2 separate regions of the Mus musculus genome follow, and region 1 is linked to region 2. A link is a loop called in an ENCODE intact Hi-C map of the cell type or tissue named here. Cell type or tissue: left cerebral cortex. All regions are shown on one strand. Each heading gives the region's core, and the rest is flanking DNA. Links, peaks and the distances in the headings are about the cores only. Region 1 overlaps Gm35682 (a long non-coding RNA gene). Region 2 holds the start of Zhx2 (zinc fingers and homeoboxes 2).

Region 1 (5,380 bases), core at 196-5,195, 92 kb after region 2:
TTTTTGTACATATTACCTGAAGAAACCTTGTGAATGAGATATTCTGCATGTTTACATGAAACGCCCAGACTATTCTGTGAATTTTACTGACATTTCAACTGGACAACATATTTTTATAAAAAATTAATTGGTATTTCAGGTTGATAAAACTTAGAGCTGAAAAACATACAAATTCATTCTCCCCCCATTTTGTTTCAGACAGACGTCAAGTTTTCCAATAGCTGTATTTTATGTTGTAAAATTTTACATCGAATTGAATTAAAATAAAGTTTCAGTTTCTCAGTAATACTAGACACTTTTGTGAGCAGCACACAGGCAAGTTTTGCTGGGGACATAAGTAGGACACACACAACTGAACCAGCAACCAAGCACAGTGCCTGGTGTGTGTGTGTGTGTGTGTGTGTGTGTGTGTGTGTGTGAGAGAGAGTGTGTGTGTGTGTATTCTTCTCTATGAGTGAGGACGGCACCCCTCATCTATTCTTACCATGTCCAAATACACAACATTCACTTACTACTTGCAAGGTTTTGGATGCTGAAGACAGGTGACATTCCTTAGAGAATGCTATCTTAAAACTGCCAATGGAAACAGCCTCTCCCCCTGCTGTTATGGGGGTACCATTGCCAGCTGGTGGAGTGGTGGGCACACCTGCTATGGGAAGTCTGTTTCCCTCTGGTCCCCCTTTGCCCTTCAGGAGGCTTTTGTGGAGGCAGTGTGGAGATGAGATAATGGCTGAAGGCCTGGGAAGGGCTGCAGGCCAGGGTTTTTCACTTTGGTGTGTGAATGGGTGAGTGCAGAGGAGAATTTTAGCGAAGGGACAATTATTTAATAATGTCTGTAGTTTCCAAAGTTGAACAAAAGTTATTTTACCCTAGACTTCATTCACCAACATATATTCCGTAAGAGTCTGCAATCATCACATTCAGAAATTTCTCCTACATGAAATGATATATGTAATTATATATGTACATACAACTTTCCACTTTCTCAAATAGATATACATGTATTTGTAAATTACATGCCAAATTCCTTCACTAGCCTCTTCTAAAAGTGTTTATAAAGGAAAAGCAGTAATATACACAGTTAAAAAAAAAACCCAACAACAAACCAAGCCACATCAAAATCACAAGTCCCCGTTCTTCCCTTGGGTATATTTTCCATGTGTTTAAAGCACTCGGCATCTACTAGCTGTTGAGTAAATTTTTCTTGTTGTGCATGGATGTTGAAGCTCAAGCAAAACCTAATAGCATCGGACACACAATTAAAGATGCAGCCATGTGAGGGGTGGGGCCATTGGACCATGGGGGTGGGCTGAGCAATATTTGTTTGAAACTAGATTGCTTTAACTATTATTTAATTTACTGTATGTAGTACTTAGAAAGTTTCTCTGTACTGTGTTACTCTGGAATCTTCTAGAAGTAAATTGGATGCAGTAGGGCAAGGAGGAATTGAATTTCATATAAGGATAGTGTAAGGGTAGAATATTGGTCGAGACAGATGTGTCCTACGAAAAGGAGGTGTGTGTGTATGCGCTCGCGCGCTCGCACATGCTTTGTTTTGTCCTGTGTGGTCAGACCGAATGAAATTCAACCAATAATCAGGCTAGTGGATTGAAATAAAGAAATGCAACCCTTATTTTCAAGGGGCTTTCTTTGGGGATGAGCATGTAGCCATGTGGTGAGACGACAGTACAGCCAGGCAGGGCACATTTCTTTTTCTCTTCTGGTCTGGATTGTGTATGTGGTCTTCTCCTGGGAGTATGATGAGGTTCTTCTAATAAATTCCACAAGGACACTGTTCTTTGATGTCTTTGCAGAGCCTGGAGAAGATCTTGCTTCTGGCCTTTTGAGTCCACTTAAGACAAGTAAGTATCTTTTTGGATGAGCTCGGTTTATGCTATGCAGCTTAGCACAGGCACAGCCCTAACTCAGGACAAATGAATTTTTGGATTTGAGTGGGTCAACTCTCTCTCTCTCTCTCTCTCTCTCTCTCTCTCTCTCTCTCTCTCACACACACACACACACACACACACAGTTTTCTCTGTCTCCAGCTCATTATCTCAGGATACTCTATGAGACAAAAGACATGGTTCTGTGTCTGAAACTGTCTCTGCTCTTCAGGCAGACTCATCTAGTCTAGAGGAGGAGGGAGCTATCTTCATTCCTAATTGAGGCTGTGGGGTCCAGGGAAGAGACCTGATTGACTGGTCTAGAGACATACTTCCTGAACAACCTTTCTCGCATCATGGACCAAGATTTGGCCAGAGCTGTGTAGCTGTCAATCAAGCTCTACTGAATGAAAATGAGGGGCATATTTCTAAAAGGGCAGAGGGAGAAAAAAAAGTAGGAAAAGGCAGACAGGCAGATGAAAATAGCCAATGAGTCCAGTGTGCACTGAAGGATCAGACATGTAGAGAGTAGAGGCCAGGGGACCACAGGGGGATTGCCACCTCTTCTGAGAAGCCTTTTCTAGGAGCTGGATTTGGCTTCTAACCTCCTTGACATGTTCTCTGTAGCTCATGACATGTGTATTCCCATTTGCCTCATCATGGAAGCTTTGAAGGTGAATGTCTTTCTGCTACACCCTGTTTCCTTCCTTCTGGTCATTGACACGGACTTACTGTCTGGATGAAGAAATGAAGAAGCAGGAGAGATAAAGACATAGAGAATGAAAGTCACAGGGAATAATACCCGTGGTTTGCTTGGAACCCCGAACGTGTAACGAAAAGCTCAGTGAACCCCAAAATGTTCGATGATGGCAGGACCTTGTTTTAGGCTGAACTTTTGTGATGGGAAGCAGAGAGCCATGGGAAGATTTTGATCAGGGCTGCTGGCCTCCGGAACGAACAAACAAACGAACAAACAAACGTGTTCCTCCAACCCTCGGCTACTTTATATCTATTTTCCATTCTGTTTTTTCCATGGTTCTTGGGCCGGCACTTCATATGCCTTGGGTTCCTTTGGCCTACGTTCCCCACGTCTGTATCTTTCACCAACTTTTACATCTTTACAAGCTGATTCCGGGCTCCTCAGTGCAGAGGGTGAGGGCGGATTGACCTTTGTGGTGCCAAGTGGGTATGGGGCTAGGTCCACCGGAGCAGCTCTTGGCTGCCCTCTTCTGGACTTTGATGGATACAGCATTGATACATCTTTGTGACATGAAGATTGTATACTTACATATTATTCAGGGGTTTTAATTATAAATCAAACAGATTTGTAGTTTAAATACTTGTCATCACTTTTTATTTAACCAGGTGATATTTTGTATATCCCACAGATATAGTTTTCATTAAAGAAATCTAAGCATTACATAAATGTAAAAAATGCTTGTTTTATTAACTTGTTTATCTCTTTCTTTCCTTCGTTTGAATTGAACTAGCTTTTATCTTAGTTGGAAGGCTGTTGGCAAAGTAGTGTGTTTGAACTTTCTCCTTAATGGACATCTTCTCCAATAAGGCCCAGCCTTGTGCCTTCATTGACGTACAGAAACTGTTAAGTGCATTTTTAGTATTTATGGAAGATTCTCTGTGATGCCGATTAGTGATTTTGATAACAGGTAATTGCTATTTCCAGGGAACTCTGGACTGTCACATGGATCAGAAACTTCCCTGAGACTTGCTGATGCCAATAAAGGATGGACACACATCTTCACTGAACAACTGACTGGAGTCTTGGCTTCACTAGAGATGACAGGATTACCTGCTTCTGAATAACTTGTTTTCTATAGGCCAGCATCTAACTTAACTGCCTTTGCATCTTGGTGAGCAGATACCTGCTTCCTTAGATCCCGCAGTCTTCTCATGGTACCAAGACTGCCTCTTGCTTTCCTGGGTCCATGTGTTAAAGACTTCCCATCTCACCCCACACATTCAAATCCAGACCATCTTTCTCGACCTTTCCAGACCTCCTTTGCAGAGGTTCATTCCCTGCATCATGTTCTATCTTTCTTCTCAACAATATTTCTGTGCTTTCACAAAAGTTACCGGCATCATTTTATAACTTTAACTTTTTTGGTAACATGGTATTTATAAATTTGGACTGCCATCTAACTTTATAGATGTTCATGCCCCATATGTTTCCTAGAATAATAAGATTTTAGTGCCAGGAACTATATCATATACTTGTTTTTTTTTTTTTTTCAGTTTCCAGAATGTTGACTGTCTATTGCTGTATTCAATATATGAGCAGCAAATGCTGTTGATTGATGGGCTGCTATGTCAATTGCTTCTCCTATCTCTAATTAGTATACTTGACTGATAAATTATTTACAAAAGACAGATTGGTACAGGCCATCATTAACACTTCCCTGAAATATTTTCATGCCTTTAGATGCTTCGCAGAATAGATCATCCAAATGGCTCTCTGTGTGTGTATGTGTGCACAATGCAGAGGGAGTCACAGTAAAATCAATCTTTTAATTTCTTGTGGATGCAGGATCATTTCAAACTTCATTCCATATTTTTTTAAACCAAAGTTTTACATGTAGTAACTTTCAGGATCAAACAATTTCGAAAGTCCAGTTGAAAACCACCATACTCCCAGCCCGCATGATTCCCTGTTTCCTAGAACGAGCAGACTCAACACTTTTCATTGGTTATTTTGACATGACCTTTGTGATACTGTTAAGTGTACGGATAACTTTAAGCAGTATATTTCAGCTCCAATTATGACAGCTATTGCACATTTGCTGATCATCCCCACATTGGCACAGTCATTATTCCACTTGTAATCTGCTCAGGCTAATGTTTACTGAATGCAATATCCCATCTACATGGACTCTATTCAGAGCCAAAGCACCATTACTTCTGTTGTTGTGAATGGCATCAGGATAACTTGGAGTTGGTAACCACTTTGATTTCTGTCATTAATTCATCCCAAACTGCTTAATAGTTTAACCCTCTCCTTAGCGCATTAGTTCACATCAGGCATGCTATTGTGTCATTGGGTCATCCATCCTGTGCCCATCTGAGCTGTTCTCCCCTGCACTATTTTTTCCCCTTCTTACCTGTAGTCTGACTTCACGACTATACTCAAACCCCCTTTCCCTGCATCCCTGGGACTCCCTTCTTCACTATCAGATTGATATTCTTATTTCAAAGCTTCCTCACATTCTTTTTCTAGGTTCACCTTATAATTTTAGAAAGGTGACCTTTTGGTTGTACCAATAAAACACCTGTGATTGCATATTGTGTTATTTTAAAAAAAGAGGCAGAGGTATTCACCCCAATTCTAGAGGTTCAGGAACACAGGTGCCAGTAGCTTCTTGGCCTCTTGGCTATGGCACTGCATAGTGGATGGCATTATAATGTCAACATGTATGAGGAGAAACCATACGGCTATATGACATTATAATGTCAACATGTATGAGGAGAAACCATACGGC
Region 2 (5,380 bases), core at 74-5,073:
GGCGTCATGCTTCCTGCCACCACATTACGGCGAATCGTCACCAGGAGAGGGGAGCAGAGGGGAGAGCGGGGGAGGGAGGGGTGCAGCCACACGCAGCCCCCAGGCTTCCAAAAAGCGCCGAGACGGGGCCACGTCCCGGTGGAGTCCCCGCGGGACCTGCCCGGTTTGCACAAAGCGCCGCAGTTTGGCCAAGAAGGCAGGAAGCCGGCCACAAAATAAATAAATAAAAAACAGAGTCGAGTCTACGTAACGCCCTGTCGAAAGCGGACGCCATATTTTTTTGTGGCTTATGTCGACATAGGGAAACGTAGACATGTTTTTCCTCCTCCTCCTCGGTCTGGCTTCCATTTATCCAAACTTGTAATCAAAACTATTTCATAAAAAAAAAAAAAATCTCCGTACTCCTCTCCCCGAAACCGCGGATTTCCTCCCACCCTCAAAAAAAAAAAAAAAAAAAGAAGAAAAAAAAAGCCTGAACACCCCCCTCCCGCGCACCCCCATTCCTAACCCGGCCAAGTCCCATTAACAACACATTTTCGGGAGCGGCGGCGGCGGTGGGAAAGTTGGGCTGGAGTGGCGGGCGCCCGGCGTGTCGGGCTCCGGGCTGGCGGTGCCCGCTGCGGGTGCTCCGCGCCGGGGCGAAGTTTCTTACCTGCGCCGGGGCTGCGAACGCGGGGACCCGGGCTGGGAACGCGGAGACGAGGCACGGGCGTTCCAAAATGGAACTCTGCTGGCTCCCCCCACCCACTCCCCACTCCCCACCCGGCGCCCGACTCGGGCTCCGTGGGAAAGAGGTGGTGGTGGGGGAAAGCCAGCCTGGCAGACAGACAGACAGACAGATAGACAGAAAAAAGCCCCGGTACGGAGAACGGTTGATCGAATTTTTTAAAAGAAAAAAAAAAAGAAAAGAAAAAGAAAAAAAAAAGAAAAGAAAAAAGAAAAAAAGGGGGAAAATGCCTCGATCAGTGGGGAATCTACGCCAAAACCCACATGATCTGTAACGTCAGCATGCGTATTTGCATACGATACCACCACCGGAGCTGCCACCCGGGCTCGGGTTCCGCAGAAAGTTACAAAGTGAAATTCAGGCCCCCCCGCAGACTTCGGCAAAATGTCATTTTTAGGAGGGAGTTGCTGGTGGGGGGAGGCTGCCCCTAAAGGCTCAGATGAGTGGTCATCCCGGGTGTTGGGGGGGGGGGAGTGCTTAAAAGTCTGAGTCCAGTAACGGACTCATTGGAATTTTTGCGGGAAGAGGTGGGGGAGGCGCAAGCGAGATCATTGACTATTGAGCACGACCCGGCGCGCTGCCGCGGCCAAACCCTCTCGGTGCAATACCCATTTTCTTTATGAAAAGTTCAAGGTGTCACTGATGAGCTCAACAAACTGTTGATCCTCACCACGTGGAGTGGCGGACCGTGAGACCGCAGGGCGCTAGGGCTTGCCCGGCGCCAGCAACACCCCAGACTCCAGGTCCTTCTGCAGTGCGTGGGGGCAGAACGCGGGTGGGGTCGTCACGCGCCCTGGGCTCTGCTTGAGTTTCGCCCGCCTTCTGGCAAAAGAAAATAACAACATACTTTAAAACTTTTTTCTTTCTTTTTTTTTTTTTTTTAAATCGAGATGCGTTTTACTCCCGGAATAGTAATGAGAGGGCTTGGGAATAGGGCGGGGAAGAAGGCGCCCCACTTACATAACCACTTGAAGTTAGATCACTTTTGCTGGGGATTTCCGCTTGCGCCTGAGCTCAGTCTGGTTAAAGATCTTCAAACTTTTTCCCTCCAAACCCATAAACAAACAAAGACACCCGGGGAGCTGACTCAAACTTGTGTGGCCCGAATTCACAGCGATTCTCAGCTTCGGGAAAATGCACACGCCTGCAGCGCGCACACTGGAGTCCCCCAGAAGCGAGACGGGTCATTTTCGGAGCTGGGACAGCCGCGTTCCCGGCGAGAGGGGTCTCCAAACGAGCCCTCCATCTGCGTGCGTGCGTGTGTGTGTGTGTGTGTGTGTGTGTGTGTGTGTGTGTGTGTGTGGTGTCTGCCCTTTGCAGCCCTGGGAACCGTGAACTAGAGACCCGGCTGCTGTGCTCCGGCGATCACGCAAGGTTAAAATTCTCTAAGGGAGCATCCGAGGGAAGATGACGGACCTAGCAACCTGTCAGCGTTGTGCATTCTTGCTCTCAGAGACCCTTTCCCCCTTCGCAGATTCTGGGGGCGTTTGGGAATTTGTTGGGTGTGAGCGCTCTTGGAGCCCACCGTAGGGGGTGGAGGCTAACTCTGGGACCCAGATTTGACACTAGGAGTTACTGGAGAAAACAGAGGGCTTGGGACTTGAAGACTGCGGAATTGCCTCCCATCCTGCGGATTAGCAGGCGCATCGCATTCCGGCTTCCCAGCCAGCTCTGCTCCGGGGAATTAGAACGAACTCTAGCGGCCGCTTGCGACTCCGCTCGGGGCGCCAGGACAGCAACAGGTGGCTGTGTACTGCGGGGTGGCCAATGGCGATGACTTAGTCTAGAGGAAGACTGGTTTTGGGGGCTGATGGATGGTCACGGCTCTAGGGAGCCTCTGCTGGCATTTTTCTTTCGTATTAGGTTTTTTTTTTTTCTATTTAAGATTAAATCAGCGCGCATGCTAAATTTCTTACTTGCCTTCCAGCTTTAGTTGGGTTATTGCTAACTGAGGGTGGAGGGGTTGCCTCTCTCTTCTCCCTGCCCCCCACTCGTCTTTGTCCGTCTGTCTTTTTCTTCCTAGATAGGTTTAAAAGCCCAGAAAACCGGATTCTGACTGTGGACTGGCTTTAGTGCTTCCTTTCTTACGAGAGACAAAATCCGACGGGGTTCTTAGGAGGATTCCATTCAGATCTTTGTTGGTGACTATAATCCGGATCGTGCCCTGACTTTCTCAGACTCATCTGATACCTATGATCTGAGAGTCTTGTCAACTTTTATCCAACACCAGTATTTGGGGATCTTTAACTGAGTTTGGTGATTTTTTTTGTCAACTCTACACAATCTAGGGTCACCTGGGAAGAGGCAACCTCAATTGAAGAATTCCCTACACAAAATTGGCCTGTGGTGCATATCTATGGGGCATTTTCTTGGTTGATGTGTGAGCAGGAGCAGTCTACTCCGGGTCAGGTGGTATAAGAAAGCAAGCTGAGCAAGCTAGCCCTTATGCCTTGTGCTTCAGTTTCTGCTTCCAGGGCGTGTCTTTAGATCCTGCCTTCCCTTCCCTTGATGATGGACTTTAACCTATAAGCCTAATAGACCCTTTAACCTCTCGATTGCTTTTGGTCATAGCGTTTTACCATCTCAACACCAATAGTAACTAAGACACCCTACTTAAGGGTGTGCCAGAATAGTGAAAGGACAAACAGACAAACAATAAACTTGTCACCAGCTCAACACTTCTCGCCATTTATCTTGTTATGCATGCCCTTCCAGGTCATTCCACCAACACCCCCAGCCCTTTAAAATTAGGTATACTCAGCATGCTGTTTCCATGGAAATTGCCGAAACCTTAAAGAAGCAATTCCTATTTTGAGGCTCCACTTCCTCTTGATGAGCAATCACTTAGGAAGAGTCTCTATAAGAGAGACTTTCCTTGCCACCTGCTTCCAGCTGAGTAACAGGTTGTATATAGATAGCATGGGGAAAGCCAGGGTGAGGGAAGCCAGTGACCCCAGAAGGATCTGTACCTTCAGGGTGCACATCTCCCAGAGATGGGAGGGGTGAGGGCTTCTGTGCTGTAACGTCTTTAAATGGTCCAAAATTTAATAGGCATTGGATTCTCAGTGCCGAAGCAAAAACAGTAAAAGGAGGCTCTTAGAGGTTAAGAGCACACAGAGGATGGGATTTAGTTCTTAGCACTCACACTGGACAGTTCACAGACTGCAGGAAACTATGCCTGTAACTATTATAGGAGATCTGTTCCCCCGGTTTGGCCTCCTTGAGTACCTGTGCGCATGCACACATGTGTGCCTGCGCTCCCCCCCATGTGTGTGTGTGTGCGCGCACACACACACACACACACACACACACATACACACACACACACACTATTTTGATCATATTTATCCCTCGCCACAATCTTCATCACCTGCTGGTTCCCTTCCCAGACCCTATCTGTCTGTCTATCTATCTATCCATCCGTCTATCTATCTATCTATCTATCTATCTATCTATCTATCTATCTATCTATCTATCTAATGTCTGTGTGCTCAGAGTCTGTGTGCCATGACTCTCATATAACTGGTGGCAAGTGTCTTCATCTACTGAGCCATCTTGCCAGCTCCACCTTCTACTTTCATGTTCTTAAAAAAATCTAGATTCTGTATATGAGAAAACATTCACATTTGTCTTTCTGACTCTGGCTCATTTCTCTTAACACATTTTTTTTCCAGGTCTGCTTATTTTTCCTCCAAAAAAGGAAGGACGGAAGGAAGCAAGGAAGGAAGGAAGGAAGGAAGGGAGGGAGGGAGGGAGGGAGGGAGGGGGAGAGAGAGAGAGAGAGAGAGAGAGAGAGAGAGAGAGAGAGAGAGAGAGAGAGAGAAATACAAAACAATTGTCAGACATGCTTCCCATCAGGCACTGCAAAGCAATGTCCCAACATGTCATGCAGTCTGCTGACACCAGTGAGAGAAAAAGAGTCAAAAGGGCAAGCAAAATTCCAGCTTCATGAAAATAAATTTGACTTTGAGGATTTCATGAAAGGCTCTTGAGTGTGTGTGAGTGTGTGTGTGTGTGTGTGTGTGTGTGTGTGTGCGGATTCCAGAGTCTCTGGACCTCATGTTATTTATAAGCTTTGTTGATGGTGTGTGCCCCATCCTCACTGCACAGATGAAGAGGCACAGAGAGCTGTAGTAACTTGCACAGGCAAGTGGAAGAAACTAAGCTTTGTGAGTTCCTTAGAATCCAGAGGCAGAATTAATAATCCTACCCAGCCCCACCTCAGCAGGAGCAGCCTTACTGCTTCTGGGGACTGTCTTCCTTAATAGCAACAGGACTTACTGGGCGCTAGGCATTGCTTATCAAATCCTTAGACTCCCTTCGATTGCAATCACGATTTCCCCACTGTATTGATGACAAGAATTTAAGGATCAGGAAGGTTAAGAAATGTCCCCAGGGGTCTGGAGAGATGGGTTAGCAGTTAAGAGCACTGGCTGCTCTTCTAGAGGATCCAGGTTTGATTTCCAGCACCCACTTGGCAGCTCACACTAATCTGTGACTCCAGTTCCTGGATGCTCTCTTCTCATCTCTGTAGGTAGCAGGCACACACAGTGCACACACATGTTAAAAAAACCATACACATAACATACAAGACAGATCTTTAGAAGGAGAGAAACTTCTCCAAGGTCACACAGCAATTCCAGCTAATATTAG

Evidence for each region. Peaks named below come from ENCODE experiments on the same cell type or tissue, not always from the same donor. Only the 100,000 strongest peaks of a DNase experiment are listed, where the experiment ranks them.
Region 1: a loop joins it to region 2, with 10 times the contacts of the local background. A loop is called at or near these places in 5 of 42 quality-filtered maps.

The regions. Positions count from the first base shown.
Region 1 is chr15:57,598,467-57,603,846 of GRCm38, reverse strand. Gm35682 (a long non-coding RNA gene) reads left to right here. Exons shown (of 4, transcript XR_384108.2): 2 at 1,815-1,862; 3 at 3,571-3,757. Among named protein-coding and RNA genes, the nearest start is that of Gm35771, 22 kb to the right of the region's middle. In left cerebral cortex, for the core only: a CTCF peak has its summit at 3,113 (motif pointing left); a DNase peak (open chromatin) is centred at 3,086.
Region 2 is chr15:57,690,277-57,695,656 of GRCm38, reverse strand. It overlaps Zhx2 (zinc fingers and homeoboxes 2), which reads right to left and starts at 990. Exons shown (of 4, transcript NM_199449.2): 1 at 653-990. In left cerebral cortex, for the core only: CTCF peaks have their summits at 1,334 and 2,438; DNase peaks (open chromatin) are centred at 1,453, 1,677, 2,411, 3,527 and 3 more places; H3K4me3 peaks cover 2,723 bases; H3K27ac peaks cover 2,165 bases.